Regions from separate parts of the Mus musculus genome. Here region 2 is linked to region 1. The links are chromatin loops, found by intact Hi-C in ENCODE. Cell type or tissue: left cerebral cortex. All regions are shown on one strand.

What was found. A loop is a pair of places that touch in the nucleus more often than their neighbours do. Peaks named below come from ENCODE experiments on the same cell type or tissue, not always from the same donor. Only the 100,000 strongest peaks of a DNase experiment are listed, where the experiment ranks them.
Region 2: a loop joins it to region 1, with 3 times the contacts of the local background. A loop is called at or near these places in 3 of 42 quality-filtered maps.

What each region holds. Positions count from the first base shown.
Region 1 is chr1:32,169,753-32,177,752 of GRCm38, reverse strand. Khdrbs2 (KH domain containing, RNA binding, signal transduction associated 2) reads right to left here and starts at 5,031. Exons shown (of 9, transcript NM_133235.3): 1 at 4,745-5,031. The coding sequence starts at 4,835. In left cerebral cortex, a CTCF peak has its summit at 3,057 (motif pointing left); DNase peaks (open chromatin) are centred at 2,992, 3,823, 4,039, 5,065 and 1 more place; H3K4me3 peaks cover 4,320 bases; H3K27ac peaks cover 3,159 bases.
Region 2 is chr1:32,426,581-32,434,580 of GRCm38, reverse strand. All of the region lies in intron 4 of Khdrbs2 (KH domain containing, RNA binding, signal transduction associated 2), which reads right to left. Among named protein-coding and RNA genes, the nearest start is that of Gm9839, 90 kb to the left of the region's middle. In left cerebral cortex, a CTCF peak has its summit at 3,681; DNase peaks (open chromatin) are centred at 3,876, 4,652 and 5,977; H3K27ac peaks cover 318 bases.

The DNA of each region.
Region 1 (8,000 bases):
TGTGTCACTGTGGGCATGGGCTTCAGACCCTCTTCCTAGCTGCTGTCAGTCCCACTAGCAGCCTTCAGATGAAGATGTAGGACTCTCAGCTGCTCCTGCACCATGCCTACTTAGATGCTCCCATGCTTCCACCTTGATGATAATGGACCGAACCTCTGAACCTATAAACCAGCCCCAAATAATGTTGTCCTTATAAGAGTTGCCTTGGTCATGTGTCTGTTTACAGAAGTAAGCCCAATTAAAATCTACATGTGAGGATGAACATGAGATCTTCATGTGATGATGGCCATGGGATCTGCCTGTTAGGATGAGCATGGGGGTCTGCATGTGAGGGTAGGGGGTCTGTATGTCAGATGGACATGGAGTATGGAAGCATGAATAGGAAGTCTGTATGTGAAGGGCATGTAATCTGAATGTGGTAGGAAGTAAGGAACACAACAGAGCATATACACAGAGACCCAGGAAGCTGCTAAGTGGGAAGGCATTGTAAGCTGAAGATGCTTGATGAGATCTGATGTCATCATTGAAAGAAAAAAGAAAAGAAAAGAAAAAAAAAAAAACTAGCCTGAGAAGTAACCATTGATGGGAAGGGGCATTAAAAAAAAATCTCTCCCTGCAATCATGAAAATCTGTTTTCTCATTTTGTTTATGAGTTAAATTTTTATTCAGCATTGATTCAAATAGCAAAGTAGGAATTATTTTCCTATTCTTATCAAATCCAGTCTCAAATGTGGTTAAGCAGACATGTTCAAATGCTAAAGAAATGTGTTTCTTATATTTATATAAAATTCTCCCCTTCTTACTGTAAGCAAAAATACTTACCTCAAATTGTCTCTCTGATCCGCATTGCATTTCCCATTTTACAGATAGGAAAAAAAAAAAAAAAAAAGAGTACCATACAGGAAAGCAGACGCATCTTCGCGTCAGCGCAGCCTGTGCAGGGGTCAGTACTCAGTACCAGATTGTTCATTGCTAAAACGCATTGTTTTACTACGTTATTCATTGGTTAGACTGCAGACTGAAGATATCAAGAATTTAATCTATGCCCATGTTTGTTTTTATTTTCAAAATGTAAATAGGATTATACAATATCAACAGAGAGGAAAAAAAAAAAAACATTAGATTCATCAAGAGGAAAGTCCACTGAAATAGTTGCATGAGTAGATTTTTTTTTCTTAGCCAGAAGATGATTTTAGGCATAGGGTCGATAAGTTCCATGACTTAACCATTGTGCCTGGCTCTGCGGAGAACATTTAGGGAATATGATCTAAATTTTAAAGTGATCCTTACTGAGAATTTAAATCCAGCTCGGTTTTGATACGTTATCATTTGTGATAAATACAAATGGATGCCATCTTCCCACACTTAAAAACCCATATGCATCTGTAAACATAAAGGTTAACTACAGTTGTCAGGCCAAGTCTGTCACCAAGAGTCCTAGAGTAGCTCAAAACTATTTTGTTAATCTTTGATTTTTCCTCCCCACTAATTAGCTAAAACATTGGTTAATCCGTTAATATTTGTGAAGAATGCAGAGTAGAAAGCCTTGTCTGAATCATCTTTACTTGAATTGAATAATACTTCAGAAAGTATTAAATGCTGCAATTGAATCAAGAAGTATGAATCTGCCACCCAGCATGTTCAATCAAAAACAAGCATATGTTCACACAGGTACTTCACATACAAGACCCAAGCCTTCAAAGTAGTTCAATAGAATTAAGAGCATGAATCTGTCTCCACTATACAGCATCGTGTACATGCCTCAAATCATGCTATGGTGAAAGAAATGTATTATTACTATATTTACTTATACTGGGAAGGAATGGAAAAATACCAAAAATGTTCAGCTATTGACTTTTTTCTTTCTTTCTTTCTTTCTTTTTTTTTTTTTTCTGTTCAGAATCCGAAAACATCACTCTTCTCAGCAGAGGGCATCTGGGAGTGAATAAGAATTCTGGAAACATTAGGATCTCCTAGTCTCACTATTTTCTTTGAGACAAGAAAACTGGGACCAGGGAAGGAAAACTTACAAAATTCGGCTAAATAAGCATGGAATCAAATTAAGGTAGCATAGATACAAATAGCCTCATGTGACTCCAAGGCTAAAGCAGAATCCGACCTGCGCCAGAACTTTCAGAATCATGCTGGGTTTGTCCCGTGAGCAGATTCAGAAACACCTTCCATAACAAATGGCCAACTACATAAAACTGTAATTACAGCAGGGAAGTTATGCATTATACAAACCCCTTAACACATATTATTCAAAATCTGCTATAACTAATAGTCAAAATCATAAATTATTGTCTTTTAATTATTTTTGTATGACCCCTACTGAAAATACAAAACAGAAAGAAATGAAATAAAATACAATGAAAAGAACAACAACAAAAGTTATTCAAAGCCCCACAGCCTTGTACGCTTAAAGAAGCAGGCACAACTAAGGAGAGGCTGGTATCTATCACTAACCAGAAAGCAAAGTAAGCCATTGTGAGAGCTCCCTGCTTTATATCTCTGCCTCTCGAAACTCATTCCAAAGAATGGAATCATCTAGATCATTCTTACTGCCCCCCTCAGTCTCAAGACTGTCTGCCCAGCACTGCTGACATGCACTCCAGTGTGCACTTTCCTTCCATTTGAGTATCTGTGTCAGGTTTATTTATAGCCGATGCCTTCAAACGCAGCATTTCCAGGTATGAGAAATAAAATCTCTACAGTGATCCTAGAAACCCTCACAAATGGCCTTTGAGAAGACAATGGAAAAAAATCTATAATGCAACATGTGCATTATGATTCGCTGAGACTCCAAAGCACGCTTACCTTACACTCTAGTAAGCATGTGTACAGTTACAGAAGTGATGGCGGCCCTGTGCATCTTTTTATGGAACTATCTGACTACTCTAGGATTACTGCCGCCACCTCTTTCCTTCTCTTTCTCTCTTTTCTCATTAGGAATTCTCTGAAATTTAGGCACCCTCTTTGTTTCTTACTGAGATGCCTTTCTAGTCCTGAGCTTTTTAAAATAACCCATTACAAAAGCAGGCCATGCTTCCCCCTGCTGGGAAAAAATTAAATTACAAGGTACATTAGAATGATTTCCTAAATCTGAAGAAATCTAGTGTTTGGGAAAGAAAAAATCAGCAGGAAACCAGATACTTCGTGGTCTCCTAACTCTTTTACTGGTCAAAAATACTCATGCATCTCACCCTGGTAAGACTTTTATCTACATCTCTTAGTTCTGTAAGTTTTAGAAATACAATTAATACACATTAATTGAGCTAATTATTAAATTATTAAATTATTAAATGAGCTAATTATTGAGCCATCTGTCCCAAAGAGAGCTCCAGGTCAGAGAAGATTTTGAATCTTCTTTCATTGTACACTGAATGGAAATACTTCTGAAGAACTGACTGAAGCAAACAAATCAAAGAACACATTTTAAATCTGTTCATGTTTATTGAGTCATTATTTTCCAATATGCAGTTGCTCTCCAACAGGAGAGAAGAGTACTGTTCGTAACTTTAGTATTTCAGTTTAATTTATTATGACTTGATTATTAGGTAGTGGTAAACATGATTGCATTTCACTGCCTAACTACTCTACAAAGCCAGCTTTTCCCTTGAAAACAGGATAAGTATTTCACATTCCACATTTTTTCCTGGCAGTCTTTCATGAGATACTTTGTTATTATAGGTTATAATAAATAGCAACCACTAAAAATGCCAAAATGCATCTAATGTCTCTGAATCGTATGAGGAGTAAAAATCTTTCTATGATACACAAGTAAATCTCAAAAGTATCTTAATGCTGAGGGGCATGCTGAGAGAAAGATGTCACTGATTCTTCTAGTGGGTAAGACCTCAGGCTACAAAGCTACACTCTAGCCAGTTTGATGATGAAGCACTTCATTATTAATAAAACATTCATCTAAAAATTCTGCAGTTGTGTTAAATAGGAGAGTGCAGGGTACCAGGTATCCTGGATGTCTTCAGTTGCTACCATTGTTTCACATATATGGAACTATATTGGGTTAATATTTCTGACGGAGAAGTTTTCATGTGTACCTTTTTTTTCAAACGACCTTTCAAAGCAATGCAAAAGGCAAGACATAGATGTTCCTCTGGGAACTGAATCTCTGCTACATCACAGGTACACAAAAGAAAACGCACACCTGGTTTAAAAATCAGTTGATCAATTATGGAGCGTTCCTAGGGACCAGTATCTTGCATAGTACCCAATCATCACGTTTCGATTACATTTATAAGCACTTTAGCCTCTGCTTACCACGCTCACATAAATATACGAACATGCATACTTTATTGTTGAATAATTCTAAGACTTTCCAGGGAAAATACCTATTAAAAGCTATCAAAATCACTTTGAAACGCAGAAGGAAAAATATATATTATAAATAAATAAATATATAATAACGTTAATCTGTGACCAAGATACTCTCAGAACACTCCATGGATCGCATTTACTCCTGAACTGATTTTGCTGGCTTCTGCAAAGTAACAAGGTCCCGGTGGATCACCTGACACTTGCTAGTTTCCCTGTCCAGGACCCTAACAGGTCGCATCACTCTGCCATTAGACCTCAGGGCTAATTGAGCCTCCGAGGAGCCAGGCATCCAGCACTGTGCCTCCTGCATTAGGAAAGGGCTCTCAGGGACAGTTTCTGCCCAGCTGAGAGATTGCCCTCCCCAACTTCGCCTTGCCGGGGCTGGCAGGAGCCCAGCCGGTCCTACCTTCCGCCAGAAGGCGCGACGCGTGCACAAAAGATGGATCCAGGCTATCCTTCTCTGCCATCAGCTCAGGCAAGTATTTCTCTTCTCCCATAGCGCGGACTTCGGACCGTGCCCGGTCAGGCGCAATTTCCGCCCGCTCCGACGCCTTGGTCCCTGGCTCCCCCGGGAACCGTTCTTCCACCGTAGAGCGCAGCTCTAGCGCCTGGGGCTGCGCAGACCGCGCTGGTACCTGCCTCTCCCGCGCCCCAGCCAGGCTCCGGCCGTGGCCTCAGCTGGAGAGGATGCCCGTGCGGCCCAACCCCGCCGGCTTCCTATTGGAAGCGGGGTCCGAGGGCGGGGCGCACGCGGAGACTATGGACTATCATTGGGCGGGGCCGCAAGTCGAGTCGCCTGAGTGGCAGGAGGCTGCTGCGGAGGGGAGGGGTGTGCGAAGTGCAAGCGCACTCTCCTGGCCGCCTTAGCCCGCCGTGTTCTCAGGCCTGGCCAGTGCTGTGGAGTGGGTGCGGGCTGCCAGGCAGGCACGAGGATGAGAGAGCAAGAATGTGTGCCCCATGAGCACAGAGGCTGAGCACTTCACCTAGGTCTCCAAGGCACAGGTGTCTCTCCCCTGGATGATCGCAGACTCTTGGGCAAGGTTGGAAATCTGAGACAAAATGTGGGCTGTGTTTCCCATGACCTATATCTTGGGGCAGAAGGATGTCCACTAATGTACAAATGAAGAAGTGCCTGGATTCTGTAGTAGAGCAAAACGCTTCCAGTGTACCTTGCCCGTGATACAGAATTAGTTCTAGGGATCCACCCATTCTTATGGTGCAAAATTCACTCACTGTGTAAACTTAGCGGGGAGAATTGTGAATGAAAGAAGCTAGATGATGCCTAACTTCTGTCGCTCTGATGTTCTCCTATTTTAGACATCAGGGTCTCTTTCGCTGCCATGGGAATGCTGCTGAACTACTTTGTATATGCCCCACCTTTATTTAAATGAGTATTTTACCCACAAGAATCATCGCCAAGGAAGGAGGGATAAGGGAGGTACCCTTCCCTTCCAGATGGGACCCCTGAGCTGTACCTTGTCTACTTAAAATGAAATGATTCTTTCTTTAAAATTATCTTTTCCCAAACAATCCCTTGTCAATATTTCTACCACCCATTCACCTGGGACAACTTTCCCAGTATATAAAACCTGCTGGGAGTTTCCTAATTTCTCTTATTCTGTCCACAGTGTTACCTAAGTATTTATTTTAGGTGAAATTAGGATGTTATATTGATTTTTGTATGACATTTTAAAAAGTTAACATGTTTCACATCCATGAGATAACTCACTCCAGCTCAGAAAAACACTGAGCAACCCAGAGATACCAGGTTTTGCTTCTGTAGTCGGTGTAATATACCTCATAGCTATGCTAAAGCTGAGGCTAAAATTCAAATGTAAGTAGTATGAAGCTTCAGACAGCAGGGTTTACCCTACTCTCCCATATGCTAGACACTTTTAGACTGTGCATACATCCAATTAGTGTTTAAAAGTATTGAAAAGGGTCTAGAGACTGGACTTGAATAATTGCCAAATGAGATAGACATACTGTGTTGTGTTTTCTCTCACGGGGATGCTTTCTAATGAGTGATGACAAAGAGAACCAGAAACACATGACAAATGTCAGAAATAATACTAGACTACACATAATCCTAATCTGTAGAGTACTTTGTGTATTTAGTACATAATGGACATCACAAAATAAAAATAAGCTATATTGACCCTTAGAAACCAATATTCTTATTATTCACCTCCAGAGGATTAGCAACCAAAGGCAAAAACCCAAATACCCTGGAGGGGTGCCCTCATCCACATTCAAATCCATATGTTCCCAGTAGGTGACTCCAAATCACTGCGTTCTCCCCTGACTCATATATTTTGAGGCCATCAAAACTGTGCATTAAATATTTTATCTTATAAATACAAATGTAAATAAATTGATAACCTATAAATAAATTATTGTTGAATAGAATATGTGTGGTTATACATAAATAAATTATAACTATTTATATGCTTCCCTCTTCTGATGCTAGGAAGACTCAATCATACCTTAATTGATTTTCAACCTGAGTTCTAGTCCTGAAAGACAATTTAAGATTCAATTTTGCTTATTGTACCATTATTTCAAAAGTGGTTTATTAAGAAAAATGTCACAAGTCAATTAGTATCCAAATGATGCATAAGGCACATATTCTACAGAATATGTTCTGTGGTGAATGTAGAAGACACATATTTATTTCTTTTACATATCCTATGAACATCCAAGAAATTTATTCAGCTTATCTTGCCACACTAGTGGGATATACACATTATAAATTATTAAATAAGTTAAAGCATTTGTACTTCCTTCATTGTTTCAATCAACCTTTGTATAACACACGGCCACAGAACACATTCACAATAACAATCTGGACAGATAGACCAGTCATCAAGAGGACTTGTTTCCCTGTTATGAAGACTGGTTTCTCTCACCCTCATAGCAAGCTTAGTTTCCCCCAAATGCCTGTAATGTCATCTCTACAGTGGGCAAACACAAGAGGATCACCAAAGCTACCTCCCTTCTGGACTAGCTGAGAAAGGATGAGCCACATATTTAGGGTGGGGGGAGGGACATTCCTTCAAAGGAGTAAATAAAGGACAGGGTTGTCTTCTCTTCTGGCCCCTAAGTACTCACAGGTGAGTCAACTCACAGAAATGCATACAAAGAAAGAAGGAAGGAGAAAGAAAGAAAGAAAGAAAGAAAGAGAGAGAGAGAGAGAGAGAGAGAGAGAGAGAGAGAGAGAGAGAGAGAGAGGAAGGAAGGAGAGGGAGGGAGGGAGGGAGGGAAGGAAGGAAGGAAATAGAAAAGAAAGAAAGAAAGAAAGAAAGAAAGAAAGAAAGAAAGAAAGAAAGAAAGAAAGAAAGAAAGAAAGAGGGAGGGAGGGAGGGAGGGAGGGAGGGAGGGAGGAAGGAAGGAAGGAAGGAAGGAAGGAAGGAAGGAAGGAAGGAAGGAAGGAAGGAAGGAAGGAAGGAAGGAAGGGAAAAGAAAGAAGGAAACAGGAAAAGAAAGAAAGAAGCAAGCAAGGAAGGATGACAGATTAACAAAATTGGCAGAAATTAGTAATTTGTACAATAATATGGAGACAACTGTCCTCCATGTGTATAATCACTGTTTAGAATTCTAATGAGTAGATGTATTGTCTAATATAATTGAGAATTGAAATGTTAACTGATTAATGTTTTGCT
Region 2 (8,000 bases), 260 kb before region 1:
TGCCATCTGTCTTTATTGTCTATTCTACTGAGCATTGCCCTATGGTCTACAATTCACAGGATGCTCTTGATAATGCCTTTAATATTCTTGTCTCTTTGTCTGAGCCTGACAAAAACCCAACTTGGGATCTCTGCCTGTGAGCATCTCTATTAGATACATCTTATGGTACTCTCACAACATACATAACAAAAGCAGTGTAGGAGAGGATTTATTCAGACCACAAAGCCAATCATGGTACGGATGATGGTATAGTAGTAGGATCAGGTTATGGTTATGGCAGAAGGAGACAGCATGCTCATCTCTGAGCAGATTCTGGAAGCGTCAAAAACAAAAACAAAAAACAAAAAACAAACAACCAAAAAATCATCCTTGTCTCTTTCTGTTCAGCCCACAACAATGTTCAAGAACATCTTCCCCTAGCCATTAACTCTTTCTGGAAAAGCACTCATAAATACAAGCCAAGTTGTAGTGCCTCAATGCTCTAGGTTTTTACTAACTAAAATGAACTATTACAACAACTCTGTTTGAGTTACTCTTGACAGAAAGAATGCATTGTACATTCTGTGGCACTACCACAGCATAAACTGTTTCCATTTCAACAACTGGTCCTTCTTATGTGAGACTGACTAGACTCTCTACTGCTCACATCCTGTCTTTCATATTTCTCCATTCTTCAACCCTCACACTTGGCAGATAATACTGCCTTGTACTTCACGGGGAGTTGCTGAAAAGAGAATCCAGAATGAAAAATATTGACTTAGGATAAAAATTATAAAGGCAAGCAGGAGAGATGGATCAGTGGTTAAGAGCACTGACTCCTCTTCCAGAACTCCAGAGTTCAATTCCCTGCAACCACATTGTTGCTCACAACCATCTGTAATGGGATCCTATGTCCTCTTCTAATAGGTCTGAAGACAGTGATAGTGTACTCAGATACATAACACACATACACACACACACACACTCACATACTTCCTGTTGAAAGAAATACCTTAAACTATTTTTAAAGTTATCAATAGTCCTTTAAAGGTCATGAAATCTCAGTTAACACCAAGTAGGAAACACAGACTTGTAAAGCTTCTCTAATTTAGATTTTTTTATGGATATAAAACAGACACAAGTAAACCAAGCCTAGTAGCTGTTAATAAAATCAGAGAATAAATTAAATTGAAAACACACACATTTCAGCCATATTTCCTTTGGCATTAACTAGCAGTAAAATAATCTACCACATACTGCCAAGCTACAGAGTTCTGTATACCGGTTCTGAAATTCAGTATGTAGTTTGTGGCAACCATCTGCTGAAATCAGTTTATTTCCTGTCATTCAGCTCACATGAAATTAAAATATCGATAGAAACAATTTTGGCATGGAAATTGGAAAAGTTAATAGGAAAGTCATTTAAAGGTTTCAACAGATTGTATAGTCTATGGGTTTTTTTTTGTGATACTTCCATTGTTCTGAATTATATAACAAGATGAAGTGTAAAATATCAAATGCAAGATGTAGAATCTATCAAGTGAAAGTGAAAATATGAAGACAATTATGGGATAGACAGATGCAATAGAGGATTGAGTTCACCACAAATGCTGTCTGGATGCAAAGGCATCCTTATGAGCAGACACACTAACTGCATGACAAATCTTAGGCCTAGAAGAACATACTAACACTGTCTAAATGCTGCTGTCAGAATGTCTTGGCCTGCTTCTGTTCTTTTATATTCCAAACTATATGTGTGCTTCTCCTTTTCCAAAGATATAAGATGGGTCTCTGATTTCACTATTTTTTTAAATAACTAAAATCCATTTTTGTAGAAAATGGTGTATCTTTGTCAAGACCTCTCTGTGAAACTGGTTAGGACCTATGCTCATTATCTTCATCTCTGTCTCTAAGTCTTGTCAGGCATCTTTCAGGCCCCTGGCTTGGTCTCTTGGATCTATGAGGTTTGCTTCAGGATCCAGACTCTTTCTCTATAAAATGCCCTATTTAAGTATTTTCCCTCACAGATAACCCTTCCCAGATGTGACTTGCTTCTTCATCTGGGCTTATTGTATTATTTCTTTCCCTTTTATTCCAATAATTTCATTGGCCATAGGTGGCCTTTAGTTCTAAAATCTTTGGATATTCTCCAGGCCCTCTGTCAGAATGTTGCCCTCTACTAACCTGATTCTATTGATACAGAGAGATCCAACAAGAGGTACTCAACTCTGAAAAATGATTTATGGGGCTCTCACCTAAAAACCATTGAAAACTCTCAGAGTTATCAATAAGTAGCAGAGAAAACACCAGGGTCAAATAGTTTGTAATCAATCATCATATTTTAGTTCGTTTATAAGATTATTTAACTTGTTCCTTTGTATTGTCATTAAATTGACAGAAAAACAACATATTTCATTTGTTAAATGCTTCTGTTAATATTTTCTGAATATCTTCTGTTAATATTTCTGAATTATGTTAATATTTTCACATATGTGATAACAAAATCATAATAAAGCTTCAGGTAAATGATGAATGGCCATCACATGACATAAACAGCATTGACTCAGAAGAGCCATTATTAAATGGAGCAAATATCAATTGACAGAGAAATTATATGTGGACAAATCCACTTGGCATATAATATTGGATGGAATTGTTTGAGAAACAAATTTTAATTCTGAAAATTCCTACTAATTATAAACTAAATTCATAGTCAAAATAACATGGATAAAGTAATGGATGTAACTTTTTCATAAAGAAGAAATTTGCATGCAAATTTGCTAAAAATAAAACAAAAATAAAACCTTTCTATATTTGTAATTTTGCTGTTTTCTTTAAGAAAAACATTACAACAAAGGCACTGTGATAATTCTTTATGTCATGAAACAAAACACACAAAGCTAATAGCTAGGCCCTTCAGAAATTAGTTTTGAATCACTGTTACAAAAAGTTTTTAAACCTAGATGTTAAAGTGTGATGTGAGAAAGATAATAAACATCTGGCCCCTTCTGGTGGTTTTTGGAGAAATTACAAGTATGCATATTCAGATGTTTAGCTAGTGTGAAGTAACACAGAGTAATCGTATTATCTGCAATTTTTTTTTATCCAACTAACCAACTGTTAGCAGTCACAATTACATATAGTTTGTTAGTTTTACATGGGAAGATCAAAAAAAGTCATCCATTTTAGAAACAAGAGAATCAAACATTGGGTTTAAGATCAATGAAAACCCATGAGCTTATATTGGTTTTATATATATATATATATATATATATATATATATATATATATATATATATATATATAAACAAACAGGGTTATATTGCTACATTTCAGCAAGAAACAAGTTTTCCAATCTAAAGTGTAAAATCCAGTTAAAAACATTTTTCTGAATATTTTAATACATTTGTTATAGATTTATTATTCATTTATTTGTTTTATTTATTTAATATTTTATATTATTTAATTTATTTATTATTTATTCATTTGCTATACAAATTTATTTTTAAAGCAATCACACTCATTACAACAAGATGCACTAAGATATCCCGACTGAGGATAATAGGAAATAAACACACTATATATTGTTTCTAGCGTAGAATGCAAGGAGCCTGCACTTGGAAACACAACCAGGGGATCCTACCAGCTGGATATAGGATAAAGGCCTTTTGGTGTCCTGCTGGACTGAGTGAGAACTGACTACAGTTTTCTCTTCAGTAATTCCTGGGCCTGGACTCAACACCTTGGAGGTGAAGCAGCAGTGCAGAACTCCCCTGTGATCTTCTCAAAGATGAACTCTGCATCATGCTATGCTAAGTGTCCTAAAATGGACCTTCCTGCAGTTACCCATGCAGCCAATAGTGTGTTCACTCACTGACTCATGCACAGTTATTTATGGAGTGCTTTCTGTAGCCAGTCCTGGAACTGATGCTGGTGGTAGTCAATGCATAAAGCAGATGCCACTGGATTGAACTGCTCACTAAGAGGAAGCCGACTATAAATCTCAGGGCTAATTTGAAGAAAAATAATAAGAAAAAGATACAAAATGACCCGGAATTGTGGGCCGGATGCTGTTCAAATTTGTTTCTGAGGGAAGGATTCACTGTGGAAGAGTGACATCAGAGCCCAGACGGGGGAAAGATGAGGAAACCAACAGACTGAATCAAGTGGGGAGGTAGAAACATGTGATCCAAGATTCTAATGACAATGCCGCAGTATGGAATGTAGTCACCATTTAGGGCAATTACAACATACAACACTTGGTGTGATGGGATATGTTATGATAATACAAATAGATACAACTCGATAACATCTGTGAATATAGATGAATGTATTGTATGAAGTAAAGACCTGGTATGAAGGTCTTTATACCATCGTTTCCAAAGCCCTCTTCAATGCTGAACTATTCCTATGACATTCCTATGAGCTAGTCCTATGATGACTAGAGTCTCAAAAGTCTGTAGAGAAGGAATGAAGAAACCTTCTGGATAGAAAGATACTGGGCCTAATGAATGTTCTAAAATGATCTTCAAATATTTTCTGCACTTTGTGCATTCCATGCAACACATCTTGACAACACTCATTTTACATCCTCCAAGTTCTTCTGAGCCAGCAACTCACTCTGCCTACCCAACTTCATGCCCTCCTTTTTTCTTGCTTTCTCCCCAACTTATCCAGGCCAATATGTGCTCCTTGGTATCTACACATGGGTGCTGAGCCATCCTTGGAAGTGTCACACACTGACCCAAACCCAACTCTCCTTTCTGCAGCTGGCAACTGTCACCAGGGCTTCAACAGGAGTGGGGCTTTATGAACAACTTCCCACTCCATGCCTGGGTTTTGTCTGTCTTGAGCTTGCACAGACCTTGTTTACTCTATCATGACTCATGAGAGTTCCTAAGTGCACATGCCATGGCGTGTCCAGAAAACACTAGTGTGTTTATGGCTTTTACAAACATTCTGTTCCTACTTTCACAAAGAGCCCTGAGCCTTGGGAGGGAGGGCTGGGTTAAGGAGGAGAAAGCTAGGCTCTAGAGGTTAGTAGAGATGCTGCAGTTGTGGCTCAGTGGGGTAGTGTTTGCTAGGCATAAACAAGGCCCTGGGTTCAGTTTTCAGCACTAAAATAAAATAGAATAAATGAATAAATAAATAAAATAAAATAGAAAGCAGTTTATTTTGAGAGTTCTTTTACAGACTAAAATGATACAGCTTGATAGGTGGCAGCATACTGAAGGCTGTGTTTCTGAAGGTCTTAGCCCACATTACTTCTTTTCTTTTGCCCACACTGTGGAGTGAATTATCCACAAGATATCAACTGAATGCCATATTCTACATTAAAGAAAGTTCTCTAATTCGTTCATTTCGGGGTATGTGTCTTTTCCTTCTCCAGGTTGATTTTAAAGACTATTTAAGGACACTGTGAGATCTAAGTGTACAGCTTTTTTCTGGACAACAAGAGACCGTAGCTCTTACAGGCTCTGCATTAGAATGATTTCTAAACTATTTTTAATCACCAAGGGTGAAGAAAATGCTGTTTATTTCTGCTTAATGTCTAGCTATTCACATTCTTTTTCCACTAAGGAAAAGGCCACTTTTAAGATGCGAGTTGTGTCCTATGTCCAACTCTTTCTCCAGTTGACTCTTTTACTCTGTGATGAGACTTACAGTGGACTCTGGGCTCCTGTCTGTAACCCCTGCTCTTTAGTAAACTGCAATACAAAGTATTTCACCACTTTGACCTGCCATTCAGTTCATTTATACATGGGGTCATTTGTGGAGATGATCAAGGGTAAAGTCAAATGACACTTCAAAACTTGCACATACTGTAGAAATTGTGGAACAATATAATAGAAACTATGAAATTTCAGGTGAATATCCTTTAGTGGTTCCTATTGTAAGTGCCTATTCTTTTGAGACAGAAGGCATGGAAGCTGACAGATGTCAGGCTGACGTTTGTGCCACCATGGTGCTTGGAGACTCTAATCCAGCCTGCTTTCAATATCATGAAGTTACAGTACAGACTCTTGGCAAGTAGCTCAGCTTCATCATTGCACACCCCCACCTCCTAGCACAGCCTGCTAACACAAGCCTGCTCTTCCTCAGCTTTTTGATTTCTAAAAGCAGATGTTTGTGAAAAACAAACTAGTCTCTTGAAACTCACAGTCTATTATTACTTGCTGTGATTGGATTGTTTTTGAATGTTTTAAAGTAACTACTGTTGAATTTAATTAGCTAATGTGATTTACAGGCATCCAGCTACCAGGAAATAAATTAAGGAATCATTGTTTTGGTCTAGCTTTCAAGTGATGCTGACACCCTAGTCATAACATAAATAACAGATGAATGAGCCATGCAATAGTGGCAGAAGTCTATTTCAAGGAAAAATTGCTTAAACAGATTTCTATGCAGGTGTTTAGGTAAAAATAGTCTGACTGCAAGATGAAAAAAAAAATCTTCAGAAATGTACCTGTAGATTTTATTTCTGTATATGGCAAAAATTCCAGATGCTTGCAAATATTGAGATGTTTTAATGTTTCATATTACAGTGCAATTCATATTCATTTATATGTAATTCATAAATGACAATTTATGTTTTGCAGAATTTATTGATCATATTATTAGTCACATTAACACCCTCTGCTCAGGGTATAGTAAGTACTGTTACTGTTTTTAACAGAAGAGTTTGATGTTGTCTACTTAGATTTGTGATGGAAAAAAATATAGAAAGGGATGCTGAACTCAAATCAAATGGAGACCAGTAGGGTCTCTTACCTTCTCAGTAAGACTTTAGGGTTTATAGTGGGCCAGCACCTAAGTGCCTTCAAAGCAAATGTTGCCGAGGCAAGACTCACTACTCTTGATCTGAATCCATGAGAGTCTTGAAGAAGAAAGAAGACTTGGTTCCAGATGCTTGATGCAGCCTACACTGGGCCTGGGAGGAAGTTGGAGATACATTAGACACACCTGCTCTTTCTACCATCTAAATGTTACAATAGACAATAAAACAACTGGGAGGTAGGAGATGTTTCATGTGTAGTTTGTCCTTACTTTCCACAGTTGCTTCCCTCCCTGAAAATCTCATTTTCCATCAGGCAAAGCATGAGTAGAAAGTATGAATGTCTGACATATCCAAGACAGGCTAGATGTGAACTAGAGGCAGATTTGCTATCCTAAAGCAAATGCTCTGGTCCTAAGTTAGGATAGCCTCCTTCCTCTGTGATATCTAACAATTACCTATTATTTTCAAAGAGTCAGATATGAGTAAATGAAAATTGTCAATGTAGATGTTTTGGACTGTGGTAAATGTTCCTTTTCAGAGTATAAGGTAAGCCCCTTATTGCAGAAGAGACTAGGAAACAATGGGGCTATTGCAATTATAAATAACTATATTGACATTCCTTTTTTTCTTCTTCTTCTTTTTTGTTAAGATTATAACATGATCACATAATTCCCCTTTCCTTTTTCTCCCCAGAAGCCCTACCATATATCCATCCTCAATCTCTTAGAAATTTATAGCCTCTTTTTTCATTAACTGTTGTTATTATATACAACTTTGGAATGCATATATCCCTAAGTAGAACCTGCAGAATTTTGAGTAAATAAATTCTCATGTTTACTCAGACTCACACACTCTCTTTCCTTGTACTCAGATCAAGTGATATGATTTATATTAGGATAGACCAAATCGCTCGATGAAATATGTTATAAATGTACTATAGTTCATAGAGTATTTATAGCATGTCTAAAATGAAATTTGGAAGTGAAAAATCTGCTGCAAGGTATTGATAAAATTACCTCATTATGAGATAAAAATATTCATTTAGTTAAATTTATAACTGTGAGCAATACTACTTTTCTATTGCAAATGTCCCCAGGCATTTTGAGGCAAAATGACCTATCTTTTTTCAATATAGGACATTTTAGTTCAAAACATAGGACAAATTTAGCATTCTTATATCTAGTTTTAGTTTTGAATGTTTATACATTCTCCCATGCTGTACTTTTAATGCTCCATAGTATTG